2 separate regions of the Homo sapiens genome follow, and region 1 is linked to region 2. A link is an interaction called in ENCODE POLR2A ChIA-PET data of the cell type or tissue named here. Cell type or tissue: PC-9. All regions are shown on one strand. Links, peaks and the distances in the headings refer to the core of each region. The heading gives the core; the rest is flanking DNA. Region 1 has its middle 12 kb from the start of FAM193A. Region 2 overlaps POLN (DNA polymerase nu).

Evidence for each region. ChIA-PET counts read pairs that join two places held together with the same protein. Peaks named below come from ENCODE experiments on the same cell type or tissue, not always from the same donor. Only the 100,000 strongest peaks of a DNase experiment are listed, where the experiment ranks them.
Region 1: POLR2A ChIA-PET joins it to region 2 with 14 read pairs; 6 of 35 experiments call an interaction of 5 or more read pairs at or near these places.

The regions. Positions count from the first base shown.
Region 1 is chr4:2,520,686-2,529,021 of GRCh38, forward strand. No RefSeq gene overlaps it. Among named protein-coding and RNA genes, the nearest start is that of FAM193A, 12 kb to the right of the region's middle. In PC-9, for the core only: no CTCF peak of the experiment used is centred there; no DNase peak of the experiment used is centred there.
Region 2 is chr4:2,219,549-2,227,884 of GRCh38, forward strand. The region is part of intron 3 of POLN (DNA polymerase nu); the gene reads right to left. Among named protein-coding and RNA genes, the nearest start is that of HAUS3, 18 kb to the right of the region's middle. RefSeq lists a silencer at 582-671 and an enhancer at 1,613-2,537. In PC-9, for the core only: CTCF peaks have their summits at 635 (motif pointing right) and 835; DNase peaks (open chromatin) are centred at 673 and 3,483.

The DNA.
Region 1 (8,336 bases), core at 255-8,254, 300 kb after region 2:
TTGAACCCGGGAGGCAGGGGTTGCAATGAGCCAAGATCACACCACTGCACTCCAGCCTGGGCGACAAGAGCAAAACCCCATCTCAAAAAAAAAAAAAAAAAAAATAATAATAATAATAATAATAATAATAGAGTACAATCTTAAAATATAATGACTAAGCCAGTAACATAGTCACTTATTAAGTATGTACTGCACATAAATTATATGTGCTATAACTTTATACAACTGGTGGCACCGCATGTAACAATGTACTACAACATGACAGCTAAGCTGTCACTAGGCAATAGGCATTTTTCAGCTCCATTATACTCAACGGGACCACCATTGTGTATGTGGTCTGCTGACTAAGGTCTACAGCAGCACATGACTGTATTTGATTTTCTAGCAGACACTATACTTGCATTTCTCTGATAACTTCACCCTATTCATGATACTTTGTCCTTCTATATGTTTGTTTGTTTGTTTTTGTTTTGTTTGTTTGTTTTTTTTGAGATGGAGTAGCTGGGATTACAAGCACCCGCCACCATGCCCGGCTAATTTTTGTATTTTCAGTAGAAACGGGGTTTCACCATGTTGGCCAGGCTACTCTTGAACTCCTGACCTCAGATGATCTGCTGTCCTTGGCCTCCCAAAGTGCTGGGCTTACAGGCGTGAGCCACCATGCCTGGTCACTACTGTACATTTCAAGACCCCCAGTGGATGCCTGAAACCTCAGTACCAAATTGTATATATATTGGTTTTTTCTTATACGTATGTACTTACACATGATAAAGTTTAATTTACAAATTAGGCACAGTAAGAGGTTAGCAACTAATAAAATATTGTATATGTAGTACTTTTTTTTTTTTTTTGAGATGGAGTCTTGCTCTGTCACCCAGGCTGGAGTGCAGTGGCATGATCTCTGCTCACTGCAAACTCCGCCTCCTGGGTTCCAGCAATTCTCCTGTCTCAGCCTCCTGAGTAGCTGGGATTACAGGCGTGCACCACCGTGCCCGGCTAATTTTTGTATTTATAGTAGAGATAGGGTTCACCATGTTGGTCAGGCTGGTCTCGAACCCCTGACCTCGTGATCCACCTGCCTCGGCCTCCCAAAGTGCTAGGATTACAGGCGTGAGTCACTGTGCCCAGCGCAGTACTTTCTTTTCCAGTGTTTTGTGTGTGTTTTGTAGAGACAGGGTCTCACTATGTTGCCCAGGCTGGTATTGAGCTCCTGGCCTCCAGCAATCCTCCTGAATATGGTCTGAAAATATTTCATTGTAGTGTGTGCTATGAGTAACTGTGTTCTCAAAGCAAAAACATAGAAAGCGGTGTACTGCTGTATTATATTTTAAGATTCATTAATGTTTGTAGTTCATTTTTCTCACTGTATATTATTTTATTAGATGGATATGCTTCAATTTATCCACTATTTGGGTCATTTAAGTTTTGGGGCTAGGCCGGGCGCGGTGGCTCACGCCTGTAATCCCAGCACTTTGGGAGGCCGAGGCGGGTGGATCATGAGGTCAGGAGATCGAGACCATCCTGGCTAACAAGGTGAAACCCCGTCTCTACTAAAAATACAAAAAATTAGCCGGGCGCGGTGGCGGGCGCCTGTAGTCCCAGCTACTTGGGAGGCTGAGGCAGGAGAATGGCGTGAACCCGGGAAGCGGAGCTTGCAGTGAGCCGAGATTGCGCCACTGCAGTCCGCAGTCCGGCCTGGGCGACAGAGCGAGACTCCGTCTCAAAAAAAAAAAAAAAAAAAAAGTTTTGGGGCTAATAGCCAAAAAATGAGCGTTCTGTGTGTCTCTTTTGGTGCAGTTTTGCTCGCATATCTAATGGATATATACTTAAAAGTGAAATTACTGGACTATAGAGTACGAACATACTGAAAAGCTCACAAATATATGGAAATTAAATAGAACACTTAACCAATGGGTCAAAGAAGAAATCACAAGAGAAATTAGAAAATACCTTGAAAAGGGTGAAAATAAAAAGAAAACATACCAAAATTTATGCAGCAGAAGCTCTGCTCAGGGGAATATTTGTAGATATAAACAACTACATTAAAACATCTCAGCCAGGCGCGGTGGCTCACGCCTGTAATCCCAGCACTTTGGGAGGCCAAGGCGGGCAGATCACGAGGTCAGGAGATCGAGACCATCCTGGCTAACATGGTGAAACCCCGTCTCTACTAAAAATACAAAAAAGTTAGCCGGGCATGGTGGTGAGCGCCTGTAGTCCCAGCTACTCCGGAGGCTGAGGCAGGAGAATGGCGTGAACCCAGGAGGTGGAGCTTGCAGTGAGCCTAGGTCGTGCCACTGCACTCCAGCTTGGGTGACAGAGCGAGACTCCGTCTCAAAAAAAAAAACTCAAACCAATACATAATTGTATACCTTAAGAAACAAACAAACAAAAAACTAAATAAAAAGTTAGCAGAAGGAAGGCCATAATAAAGATTAGAGTCAAGATAGGCCCGGCGCGGTGGCTCACACCTGTAATCCCAGCGTTTTGAGAGGCGGAGGCAGGTGGATCACCTGAGGTCAGGAGTTCAAGACCAGTGTGGCCAATATGGTGAAACCCCATCTCTACTAAAACTACAGAAATTAGCTGGGCGTGGTGATGCACACCTGTAATCCTAGCTACTAGGGAGGCTGAAGCATGAGAATCGCTTGAACCCGGGAGGTGGAGGTTGCAGTGACCCAAGATCACACCATTGCACTGTAGCCTGGGCAACAGAGTGAGACTCCATCTCTAAATACATAAATTGGCTGGGCGTGGTGGCTCACGCCTGTAATCCCAGCACTTTGGGAGGCCAAGGTGGGCAGATCACCTGAGGTCAGGATTTTGAGACCAGCCTGGCCAACATGGTGAAACCCCGTCTCTACTAAAAATACAAAAATTAGCTGGGCATGGTGGTGGGTGCCTGTAAGCCCAGCTACTTGGGAGACTGAGGCAGAAGAATCGCTTGAACCTGGGAGGTGGAGGTTGCAGTGAGCCAAGATTGCACCATTGCACTCCAGCTTGGGTGACAGAGTGAGACTCCATCTCAAAAAAAATAGATAAAGAAACCGGGCGGCATGGTGGCTCACGCCTGTAATCCCAGCACTTTGGGGGGCCGAGGCAGGCAGATCATCTGAGGTCGGGAGTTCAAGACCAGCTCTTGACCAACATGGAGAAACCCCATCTCTACTAAAAATACAAAATTAGCCAGGCGTGGTGGTACATGCCTGTAATCCCAGCTACTCAGGAAGGCTGAGGTGGGAGAATCACTTGAACCCGGGAGGCAGAGGTTGCGGTGAGCTGAGATCCCGCCACTGCACTCCAGCCTGGGCAACTAGAGCAAAACTCGGTCTCAAATAAATAAATAAAAGAAAAAATTAAAAAGTTAAGGATGGCTGGGCACGGTAGCTCACGCTTGTGATCCCAGCACTTTGGGAGGCCAAAGCAGGTGGATCACAAGATCAGGAGACCCAGATCATCCAAGTAACACAGTGAAACACCATCTGTACTAAAAATACAAAAAATTAGCTGGGCGTGGTGGCGGGCGCCTGTAGTCCCAGCTACTTGGGAGGGTGAGGCAGGAGACTCGCTTGAACCTGGGAGGCAGAGGTTGCAGTGAGCCGAGACTGCAGCACTGCACTCCCGCCTGGCAACAGAGCGAGACTTCGTCTCAAAAAAAAAAAAAAAAAAAGTTAAGGATAGGACATGACTACCGACTTTACAGAAGTAAGGATTATCACACACTACTGTGAGCAACTGTTTGCCAAAAAATGGGATAATATAGATGAATTCCTAGAAACACACTACCAAAACTGATTCATAAAGAAACAGAATTAAATAGTCCTGCAGCAAGTGAAACTGCAACAATCGAAAACTTCCCAACAAAGAAAAGCCCAGGACCAGATGACTTCACTGGTGAATTATTTTTTATTTATTTTTTTAATTTTTTGAGATGGAGTCTCACTCTGTCCCCCAGGCTGGAGTGCAGTGGTGCAATCTCAGCTCATTGCAAGCTCCGCCTCCCGGGTTCAAGCGATTCTACTGCCTCAGCCTCCCAAGTAGCTGGGACTACAGGTGCCCGCCACTATGCCTGGCTAATTTTTTTTTTTTTTGTATTTTTAGTAGAGACGGGGTTTCACCGTGTTAGCCAGGATGGTCTCGATCTCCTGACCTCGTGATCCACCCACCTCAGCCTCCCAAAGTGCTGGAATTACAGGCGTGAGCCACTGCGCCCGGCCTTTTTTTTTTTTTTTTTTTTGAGATGGAGTCTCACTTTGTCACCCACGCTGGAGTGCAGTGGCACGATCTCGGCTCACTGCAACCTCCGCCTCCCAGGTTCAAGCAATTCTCCAGCCTCAGCCTCCCGAGTAGCTGGGATTACAGGCGCCCACCACTACGCCCAGCTAATTGTTTGTATTTTTAGTACAGACGAGGTTTCATCATGTTGGTCAGGCTGGTCTCAAACTCCTGACCTCATGATTTGCCCAACTCGGCCTCCCAAAGTGCTGGGATTTTTTTTTCTTTTTTCTTTTTCTTTTTTTTGACAGAGTTTTGCTATTGTTGCCCAGGCTGGAGTGCAATGGCGTGATCTCGGCTAACTGCAACCTCTGCCTCCCAGGTTCAAGTGATTCTCCTGCCTCAGCCTCCCGAGTAGCTGGGACTACAGGCACCTGCCACCATGCCCGGCTAATTTTTTGTATTTTTAGTAGAGATGGGGTTTCACCATGTTAGCCAGGATGGTCTCAATCTCCTGACCTCGTGATCTACCCACCTCAGCCTCCCAAAGTGCTGGGATTGCAGGCATGAGCCACTGCACCCGACCTTCACTGGTGAATTCTAACAAACGTAAAAGAAAATAAAGACTAATCTTTCTGAGGCCAGGCACGGTGGCTCATGCCTGTAATTCCAGCACTTTAGGAGGCCAAGGCAGGCGGATCACCTGAGGTCAGGAGTTCGAGACAAACCTTGCTGAGGTGGTAAAAACCCATCATTACTAAAAGCACAAAAATTAGCCAAGAACAGTGGTGGGCGCCTGTAATCCCAGGTACTCAGGAGGCTGAAACCGGAGAATCGCTTGAACCTGGGAGGCGGAGGTTGCAGTAAGCCGAGATCGTGCCATTGCACTCCAGCTGGGGTGACAAGAGCAAAACTCTGTCTCAAAAAAAAAAAAAAAAAAAAAAAAAAGGCCAGGCGTGGTGGCTCACGCCTGTAATCCCAGCACTTTGGGAGGCCAAGGCAGGTGGATCACGAGGTCAGGAGATAGAGACCATCCTGGCTAACACGGTGAAATCCTGTCTCTACTAAAAAAAAAATTAGCAGGGCGTGGTGGCAGGCGCCTGTAGTCCCAGCTATTCAGGAGGCTGAGGCAGGAGAATGGCATGGAGGCAGGAGAATGGCATGAACTCAGGAGGCGGAGCTTGCAGTGAGCCGAGATTGCGCCACTGCACTCCAGCCTGGGCGACAGGGCGAGACTCCGTCTCAACAACAACAAAAAAAAGACTAATCTTTCTCAAACTTCATTGTAAAATGAACGGGAAAGAAAACTTTCTCACTCATTTTGTGAGGTCAATAGTACCCTAATACTGAAGCCACCTAAAGACGTTGCAAGAAAATAAAACTGCAGAACTGGCCAGGCGCGGTGGCTCACGCCTGTAATCCTACCACTTTGGGAGGCTGAGGCAGATGGATTACCTGAGGTCAGGAGTTCGAGACCAGCCTGGCCAATGTGGTGAAGAAACCCTGTCTCTACTAAAAATATAAAACTTAGCTGGGCGTGGTGGTGGGTGCCTATAATCCCAGCTACTCGAGAGGCTGAGGCAGGAGAATCGCTTGAACTCAGGAGGCAGCAGTTGCAGTGAGCTGAGATCACGCCATTGCACTCCAGCCTGGGTAACAAGAGTGAAACTCTGTCTCAAAAAAAAATTGTAGAACAATGTATTTTATTAATATAGATGCAAAAATCCTAAACAAAACACCTTTTCATGATAAAAACCCAAGTGCAGAAGAAAACTATCTCAACATTATAAGGGCCATATTAAAAGGCCACATTTCGCCAGGCGTGGTGGCTGATGCCTGTAATCCCAGCCTCAGCCTTTGGGAGGCCTAGGCGGGTGGATCACTTAAGGTCAGGAGTTCGAGACCAGCCTGGCCGAGAAGGTGAAACCCCATCTCACCGTGTGTACAAACACTCATTTTGTATTTCTAAAACTATAAAAATTAGCCGGGCATGGTGGTGCACGCATGTAGTCCCAGTTACTTGGGAGGCTGACGCAGGAGAATGGCTTGAATTAAGGAGGCAGAGGTTGCAGTGAGCTGAGATCATGCCACTGCGCTCCAGCCTGGGCGACAGAGTGAGATTCTGTCTAAAAAAAAAAAAAAAAGAAACCCACATTAATATTATATTCAGTGGTGAAAGACTGAAAGCTTGAAAGCTTGTCACCTTAGATCCAGAAACAAGACAAGAACGCTTGCTGTTGCCGCTTCTACTGAACCAAATACTGGAAGTTCTAGTCAGAGCAATTAAGCAAGAAAGAAACAGGCTGCATCCAAATTGGAAGTGAAGAAGTAGAACTATCTCTGTTCACAAATGACATATTATATATAGAAAACCGGCCAGGCATGGGGGCTCACGCCTGTAATCCCAGCATTTTGGGAGGCCCAGGTGGGCGGATCACTTGAGGTCAGAATTTTGAGACCAGCCTGACCAACATGGTGAAACCCTGTCTCTACTAAAAATACAAAAATTAGCCGGGCATGGTGGCGGGCACCTGTAATCCCAGCTACCTGGGAGGCTGAGGCAGGAGAATTGCTGGAACCCGGGAGGCGGAGGCTGCAGTGAGCCAAGATTGCGCCACTGCACTCCAGCTTGGGTGACAGAGCGAGACGCCATCTTAAAAAAAAAAAAAAGAAGAAGAAAAGAAATAAAAAGAACTTGTGTATCAAAGGATGCTATCAAGAGTAAATGGCATATTTGCACATAATTTACAAAATAAAATTTTTTAAATATGAAAAGACAACCTGCAGGATGGGAGAACATTTGCAAGTCATCTGATATTGGATTAATACTCAGAATATATAAAGTACTACAACTCAACAACAGAAACAGACAACCTGCCAGGTGCGGTGGCTCACGCCTGTAATCCCAGCACTTTGGGAGGCTGAGCCGGGTGGATCACGAGGTTAGGAGTTTGAGACCACGCTGGCTAACATGGTGAAACCCCGTCTCTACTAAAAATACAAAAAATTAGCCGGGCGTGGTGGTGGGCGCCTGTAGTCCCAGCTACTCGGGAGGCGGAGGCAGGAGAATGGCGTGAACCTGGAAGGCGGAGCTTGCAGTGAGCCAAGATCGCGCCACTGCACTCCAGCCTGGGCAACAGAGCAAGATTCCATCTCAAAAAACAAACAAACAAACAAAAAAACCACAGACAACCCAATTTGAAAATGGACAAAGGACTTAAATAGATATTTCTCCAAAGAAGGTATATAAATGGCCTACGTACTCCAGGGGTTCACATGGGAAGATTGCTTGAGCCCAGGGGGTCAAGGCTGCTGTGAGCCATGAACGGTGCCACTGCATTCCAACCTGAATGACAGAGCAAGACGCTCTCTCTAAAAAACAATAAATGAAAAATTTAAACAGTAGAGGTTACCACAGCCTGAGGGTAGGGGGAATGTAAAGTTACTGTTTAATGGCTACAGAATTTCTGTCTGAGATGATAAAAAAAAGTTCTGAAAATAGTGGTAAAAGTTGCCCAACATTCTGAATATAGATAATGCCACGGAGTTGTACACTTAATGATTAAAATAGTCAGTTTTGGCTGGGCACGATGGCTCATGCCTGAAATGCCAGCACTTTGGAGGGCTGAGGTGGGTGGATCACAAGGTCAGGAGATAGAGACCAGCCTGGCCAACATGGTGAAACCCTGTCTCTACTAAAACTACAAAAATTAGGGAGGCCGAAGCGGGCGGATCACCTGAGGTCAGGAGTTCAAAACCAGCCTGACTAACATGAGGAAACCCCGTATCTACCAAAAATACAAAATTAGCCGGGCGTGGTGGTGCATGCCTGTAATCCCAGCTACACGGGAGGCTGAGGTAGGAGAATTGCTTGAACTCAGGAGGTGAAGGTTGCGGTGAGCCAAGATCACGCCATTGCACTCCAGCCTGTGGCAACAAGAGCGAAACACCATCTCAACAAAAAAAAAAGAAAGAAAAAGAAAAAGCCAGGCACTGTGGCTCACACCTGTAATCCCAGCACTTTGGGAGGCCAAGGTGGGTGGATCACGAGCTCAGGAGATCGAGACCATCTTAGTTAATGCGGTGAAATCCCATCTCTACTAAAAATACAAAAACTTAGC
Region 2 (8,336 bases), core at 67-8,066:
CATCTCCTATTATCAGCCCTGGTCTATAGCAGACACCACTGAGATTCTCAGTGAAGCCGATGCTCCCCACTCCCTCATCAGCTTTCATTATTGCTTCGGTAAATAGAGCATCCAGAGCGCCCTTCTGCAGAACAATGTTACCTGCTGAGTTTCCCAGCCCTCCACAATATGGCCATTCTAGCATGTCCACCTCTCCTGGCTTTTCATGCCTTCTTTTACCATCTGCCCTGGCAGTTCTAATCTTTCTCCTTCACTTAGTATGAACCCTCTCCTACAAGGAACTAAAAGCCATCCTAGCAGTATGTTGGCACCACCTCTTGGAATCTTCATCGGGTTGTCAAATCCAGTGTCTCTGAAGTGATCCCGCATAAATAAACTCTCCCTTATCCAACCTTAGTTCCACCTGCCTTGATCCAGCACCCTCAGACCCAGCCCACCATAGGTACTCTCCCAGGCCTGCTTGTATATGGCCAGTTAGGTCCTGCAGTTCCTTTGGAGTAGAATCTCTTTCGTCCCTGTGCCAGTTATCAACATACTGTCTCCCAGCTACAAATTCGCCTCTCAGCTACAAATTCACCCCTCGTTGCACCCCACGCCCTACAGAAAATACACCTCCTTTGCCACCTGGCACGATGTTAAGCTCCGTCAGCAGAGGGTGCTAGAGGGACGCTGTCAGAGATGAGGCCTCTGCTGTGCTTTGCTTTGCTTTCCTTTCTTCTTGCTCCTGCAGCTCTTAACCAGTGTACTAGACACCCATGAGCAGCCCCACTGGCCACTTCCCAGCTACTTCTGCAGACATTCTAGCCAGCCCTCCAGCAAGTTTCAGTCAATCCCCGTGGGCAGCTTCCTACTGAGTTTCACAAGCACCCCTACCAACTTCTCAGTGAGTTTAGTGATACCCCATAGGTGGGTTCCCACTTGCCAGACTGACTGGCACTTCAGCCAACTTCTTGGCCACCCAGTGGGCTACATCCACAACCTCTGACAGTCTGAATCTCGGCCTTGAGGGGAGAGACCCTGCTAAATTTGTCCCTTCCTTCGGCACCCCACTTCAGCCCTAGCAGGGGAGGCTGCTCCCTGTCTGCTCTTGCTGGATTCTTTAGAGTTTTCTCTAAAGCTATTCCTGGTAGCTACTCCTGCTAGTTAGTAATGCCTTAAACATTCCCTGTTCAAATTACTCTACGGTTTCTGTCCCTTGACTGGACTGTAACAGGCCCAGTACTTTTCGACAGGGTTATTTTGTGACTTAATGACCAGGAGAGGAGGAGGGGGCCGCAAAAAAGAAAAAGCCTGAACAAAACATTTATGAATCTTTTCACAATTTCTTATGAAATGACATACGTATGCATGTGTATAACTATACAAAAAGATCTGGGGAATTATGAACTTTGTTTGTTTTTTCTGTTTCTCCCTCCCCATCCCAAAAACTTCTCCTGAAGTATTATTACATAATGACGGAGCATGTCTTATTTTTCAAGACAGAAGCTCTCCATTGTTCTCCAGCAAAGGTGGGGGGAAGCGCTCAGGGTGGGGCCATTTCTGCAGGTCTCAGAGGTATCTGATACTCAAGATTTATTTTTTAAATAAAATTTATTATTATTATTTTTGAAACAGGGTCTCACTCTGTTACCCAGGCTGGAGTGCAGTGGCACAATCTCAGCTCCCTGCAACCTCCACCTCCCAAGCTCAAGCAACAGTCCCCCTTCCTCAGCCATCCAAATAGCTGGGATTCCGTGCCATCATGCCCCACTAATTTTTTGCAGAGATAACTGTGAAAGGAAAATAAAATCTTGGGAATCCCAAGTCACTAAGCTAAAGGGAAAAGTCAAGGTGGGAACTGCTTAGGGCAAACCTGCCTCCCATTCTATTCAAAGTCAAATTCTATGCCTCTGAGGTTCACCTGAGACAAATGGGGATCTGATTGCTTCCCCTCCCCACTGTTTATGTAAAAATACAGATTCACTAAATTGTGTATTCAGTGGAAGGCTGATCAAGGACTCAAAAGAATGCAACCTTTTGTCTCTTACCTACTTTTTGTTTGTTTTTGAAACAGAGTCTCATCCTATCCTTCAGGCTGGAGTGCAGTGGTGTGATCTTGGCTCACTGCAACCTCCACTTCCTGGTTCAAGGGATTCTCCTGCCTCATCCTCCCGAGCAGCTGGGATTACAGGCACCTGCCACCATGCTCGGCTAATATTCGATTTTTAGTAGAGACAGGGTTCCACCACGTTGGCCAGTCTGGTCTTGAACTCCTGACCTCAAGGGATCCACCCGCCTCAGCCTCCCAAAATACTGGGATTACAGGGGTGAGCTATCGCACCTGGCCCCTCTTATCTAATTCTAACCTGGAAGCCCCCTCTTCGAGTTGTCCCGCCTTACCAGACCGAACCAATTACATCTTACACATATTGAGGTTTCATGTCTTCCTAAAATGTTTAAAAGCAAACTACCCCCAGCCACCTTGGGCACGTCTCAGGACTTCCTAAGGCTGTGTCATAGGCATGTCCTTAACCTAGGCAAAATAAACTTTCTAAATTGAGACCTGCCTGTTATTTTGCATTCACATGGGTTTCGCCATGTTGCCCAAACTGGTCCGATACTCAAGATTTTTTTTTTCTTGGCTCCCTGTGGTATTTCAATCAAGATTTAAATATACCAATCCAAAGGTTCCCATCCTGTATCTCAGGGTCTGGTCCCTCTTTCCTCAGATCAAGACCTTAATCTTGGCCAGGTGGAGGTGGCTCATGCCTGTAATCCCAGCACTTTGGTAGGCTCAAGATGCCCAGGAATTCGAGACCAGACTGGGCAGCATGGTGAAACCCCATGTGTACTTAAAAAACAAACAAACAAAAAAAAAACTAGCCGGGCATGCACACCTGTAGTCTCAGCTACTCAGAAGAATCACCTGAGGTCCGGAGGCGGAGGTTAAAGTGAGCCTGATCAGACCTCCAGCCTAGGTATCACCAAAAAACAAAAAACAAAACAAAACAAAAACCCCTAGCACACCACCAGGGCTGAAAATTCAAGTTTCTCTGGAGCAATCAGGACTAAGTCTTGGGTCTACGGCTACAGGCTGTCACTTTATAGGCTGCCCAGGAAGCCCTCTGGCTTTCACGTTTAGCCTTTAATTGCTTATCACCCACGGCCTTTTTTTTTTTTTTTTTATTTTTCCACAGGATCTATTATTCCCAGCCACAGCCATCCAATTCCATTGTCTTCAACTGCCTTGTACTTCTCAGATGTGCAGTATTGTCCCAGCTGGTGCAGCTGCTCCCACTAGTAAGCCAGACAAACCCACCTTGAGCCAAAATTTTAACTCCACTGCTACCATCTGTATTGCACCCACAACTTGTGATGAGGTCATCAGTGCCAGCTTACCTGCGGGAGACCAAACTCCAAAATCACATGTCTACTTTCTCAGACCACTCCTGCCACCAACTGTAGCAGATCAGGTTCCCTGAGACTGAGATTTGTCAGCAGAAAGTTTACTGGGGAGTGGCCTTGGAGATCAGAAGAATGGAGCCTGGGGAAGCTGAAATGTGATACATTGCAAGAAATGCCTCAGCCAATGCCACCTGACGAGGGGGGTTGGGTTGGCACAGATATATACAAGCCATAATTACAGTCATGCAGGGATATGTTCTGAGAAATGCATCATTAGGTGATTTCATTGTTATGAAAACATCATAGATCAAGGGTCCCCAACCCCTGAAGTGAGGACCAGTACCTGTCTGTAGTCTGCTAGGAACAAGGCCACACAGCAGGAGGAGAGCAGCAGGTGAGTGAGCATTCCCACCTGAGTTCCGCCTCCTGTCAGATAGGCAGCAGCATTAGATTCTCATAGGAGCAAGAACTGTACTGTGAACTGCACATGCAAGGGATAATAGGTTGCGAGCTCCTTATGAGAATCTACCGCCTGACGATCTTAGGTGGAACAGTTTCATCCCAAAAGCATCCACCCGACCCCCATCCCGTGGAAAAATTGTCTTCCATGAAACCAGTCCCTGGCGCCAAAAGGTTGGGGACTGCTGTCATATAGTGAACTTACACAAACCTAGATGGCATAGCTTACTACACTCCTAAGCTGTATGATCTAGCCTGTAGCTCAAACCTGTACAGCATGTACTAGGCTACAAAGCTGTACAGCATGTTACTGCACTGAATACTGTAGGCAACTGTAACACAACAGTAAGTATTTGTGTATCTAAACATAGGTAAAAATACAGTATAAAAGATTAAAAAATGGTACTTATATAGGGCACTTACCATAAATGGAGCTTGCAGGACTTGGCATTTGCTCTGGGTGAATCAGTGAGTGGGGAGTAAGTGTGAAACCTTAGTGCATTACTGTACACTGATGTAGACTTCACAAACACTATACACTTAGGACACACTAAATTTATTTTTAAAAATTTTCTTTCTTCAATAATAAATTAACCTCAATGTACTTTAACGTTTTTTACTTTATACACTTTTAAATTTTTTAAACTTTTGAACTCTTTTATAACATTTACCTTAAGACAAAAACACATTGTACAGCTGAACAAAAATATTTTTTCTTCATATCTTGATTCCATAACCTTTTCTCTATTAAGATATTTAACTTTTTAAAAAATGTTCTTAACTTTCTTAAAACTAAGACACACACACACATTAGCCTAGGCCTACACAGGGTAAAGAGCATTAGTATCACTGTCTTCTACTTCTGTATCTTGTCCCCCTGGAAGGTCTTCAGAGGCACTAATACATATGGAGCTGTCACTTCCTATGATAAGAGTACCTTCTTCTGGATACCTCCTGAAGGACCTGCCTGGAGCTGTTTTACAATTAGCTTTTTTTTCATAAGAAGGAGTATACCCTAAAATAATGATAAAAAGTATATATAGTATCGTAAATATATAAACCAGTAACACAGTCATTTGTTTTCAAGTACTCTGTACTACATATAATTGTATATACAATTATACGTAGTATAGTACAGTGTAGTAGGCTATGCCATCTAGGTTTGTGTAAGTTGACTGTATGACATAGCTATATACTATATACAGAGTGCTATACTTTTATACACCTGGTAGTGCAGTAGGTTTGTTTACGCCAGCATCACAACAAAAACATAATGCAGCTGGGTGCGGTGGCTCATGCCTGTAATCTCAGCACTTTGGGAGGCCGAGGTGGGAGGATCACCTGAGGTCAGGAGTTCAAGATCAGCCTGGCCAACATGGTGAAACCCTGCCTCCACTAAAAATACAAAAATTAGCCAGGCGTGGTGGCAGGCACCTGTAATGCCAGCTACTCAGGAGGCTGAGACAGGAAAATCACTTGAACTGGGAGGTGGAGGTTGCAGTGAGCCGAGATTGCACCACTGCACTCCAGCCTGGGTGACAAGAGTGAAACTCTGTCTTGGGAAAAAAAAAAATGTAATGCATTGTGCTATGATAACAGTACAGCTATGATGTCACTAGGAGACAGGAATTTTTCAGCTCCATTATAATCTTATGGGACCACCAACATATATACGGTCTGTCGTTGACCAAAACATCATTCATTATGCAACACATGACTCTCCAACCATATAAATTATAATCATAGAAAAAAATTAACAAAAATATAAAAGGCACATACTAAGTTGTTAACATGGGTTAACAATAAGGGAGAGGGTTCGACAAGCAAAAAAAACCTTGAACCTTCTCACAATTTTATATTAAAACTATGTATGTATGCATGTATATAAATATGTAAAAAAAAATTTAAGAAAAATGTCTTTGGGAAGCCGAGGTGGGTGGATCACTTGAGGTCAGGAGTTTAAGACCAACCTAACCAACATGGCGAAACCCCGTCTCTACTAAAAATACAAAAATTAGCCAGGCATGGTGGTGGGCGCCTGTAATACTGGCTACTCAGGAGGCTGTGGCAGGAGAATCCCTTGAACCCAGGAGGGGGGGTTGCAGTGAGCCGAGATCGCACCACTGTACTCCAGCTTGGGTGACAGAGCAAGACTCCAACTCAAAAAAAAGAAAGAAAAGAAAAGAAAATTGTGTGGAATTACAGATTTTAGTTTTTTGTTTGTTTTTTCTAAAAAAAAAAACAAACACTTTTCCTAATGTATTACAAAAAGACGCCCCAAAAATGTTGTGGAAAAAATTTATAATACTAAAAAAAAATAGTAGGCCAGGCAGGCACAGTAGCTCATGTCTGTAATCCCAGCACTTTCAGAGGCTGAGGCAGGAGAATCGTGTGAGCCCAGGAGTTTGAGACCAGCCTGGGCAACATAGCAAGACCTCGTCTCCACACAAAAATAAAAAATTAGCCAGACACAGTAGCAAGTGCCTGTAGTCCCAGCTACTCAGGAGGCTGAGGTGGGAAGATTGCTTGAACCTGGGAGGTTCAGGCTGCAATGACCTGTGAACTCCAGCCTGGGCGACAGAGCAAGACCCTGTCTCGAAAAAAAAAAAAGTAAGTTTATCTCTCTCCCATGTTCTGAGGTGAATGGTCTCAGTAGGTGGTATAGCTGTTTTTTAAAGTCACTCAGGGGCCCAGGATCCTTCTAGCATGTTGTTCCACAATCCTCTAGGACACTGTTATCATTTGCAGGGTTGGAGAAGAATCATTTCAGCTCCAACCGATGGGAAGCAAAGAGGCCAGAGAAGCAGGCAGGCTGTCTTGGAGCCTCCCTTGGAAATGGCACCCGCTGAGCTCACAACTCACTGACAGGCACCTGGCCACTTGGTCAAACCTGACTGCAACAAGACTGAGCCATGTAGTGTAATTGTGTGCCTCAGAAAACAAGGATGGATTCAACGTGGTAAGAAATGAGTAATCGCTGCCAAAAAGTTATCTGGAATAATTTAAAATGCCCATGATTATGAAGTGGTTGCCATAAAAGGCAGGATAATTAATGGTTACATTTCAGCAGGGAGAGATTTTAATTGAGAAGTAAATTTTGAGGTGTTGGCAATGTAAGTGGTAGTTACATGGATGTTCTCTTACATTAATGTGTTTTGCATTTTTAGTGTTTTTCATGACAAAGTGTTTCTAAATAAGGATCTATACTTGTTTCAAGAAGATATAACAGTCCAATCTTTACTGAATGTGTATCTTGAGTCACCTCAGTCAGTCTAGCAGATAAGAAAATTAGACCCCAAAATGACAAGTATCACAGGTTTAATACAGTTTGGTGTGACTTAGTGTTTGTAAAAGTAAATATGTGTAGTTTATTTCCATTAATTTCTGAGTTGAAATTCCATATTTATTTGGTATGAAATAGGCTCATGGAAATAAAAGGCTAATTTACAATATTTTTCTTAGAAGAATTTGACATAACAGCTCAGTATTTCACAAGAATCCAGAGTCAATTAAAACTTTAGGTCCAGCATCACTCATCAATAATCCACCAGCAATCCAACTTTAATTTGGATTCATATGATGAAGGAATAAAACTGGTGAGAATCTGTGGTGGAAAGACTCCAAGGTGGCCCTATGATCCCTGCCTCTTGGTATCATGTCCTCACATAACCCCAAACCGCTTTGAGGGTGAATGGGACTATTGATTAGCTTCTAACCAACAGAACACACCAAAGGCAGCAGCATGTATTTGATCACATTATATAAAACTGTAATGTCAGTGCTGCTAGGGAAAGTGAGCTGCCATATTGTAGGTTGCCCACATAGAGGATCACATGACAGGAACTGGGGATGCCTTCCAGACACCAGCCAGTGAGAAACTGAGACCCTTGGTCTGAAAGTCTACAAGAAACTGAATTCTGTCAACAACCATGTGAGCTTAGAAGAGAATGCTTCCCCACTGCAGCCTCAGGAGAGACACCAGACCTGGCTGACACCTGGAGTCCACCCTTGCAGAGGACCTAGCAGAGTCAGGTCCAGGCTCCTGACGCACAGAAACTGTACAACAATAATTGTGTTTTTTAAGCCAATAAGTTTGTATTAATAATGTTATACAGCAATAGAAAATACAAAATCCTTATGAAAATTCCACTATTTTTACAAATCCAAGAGAGAAAAGTAGTATCATATCTTTTTCTATTACCTTCTCAATAACCTTAACAAACAAAAGCCAGAATTTTAACGGGGTATTTTATTTTCAGAGATGAGATCTTGCTATGTTGCCTAGGCTGGACTCGAACTCCTGGGCTCAAGTGATCGTCCCAGGCATTAACAATGTATTTTAGAACAACAATAAGAGCTTATATGAGATGGACTGACTGTCGTAAATTTTTCATCAGAGCCTCATATTATAGCTGCCAGAGGCATTTCATTATTCTTACCGGTTTTTGAAGGGGAGTATATTTCCACCTCTGTCAAGTATGCACCCTCTATTA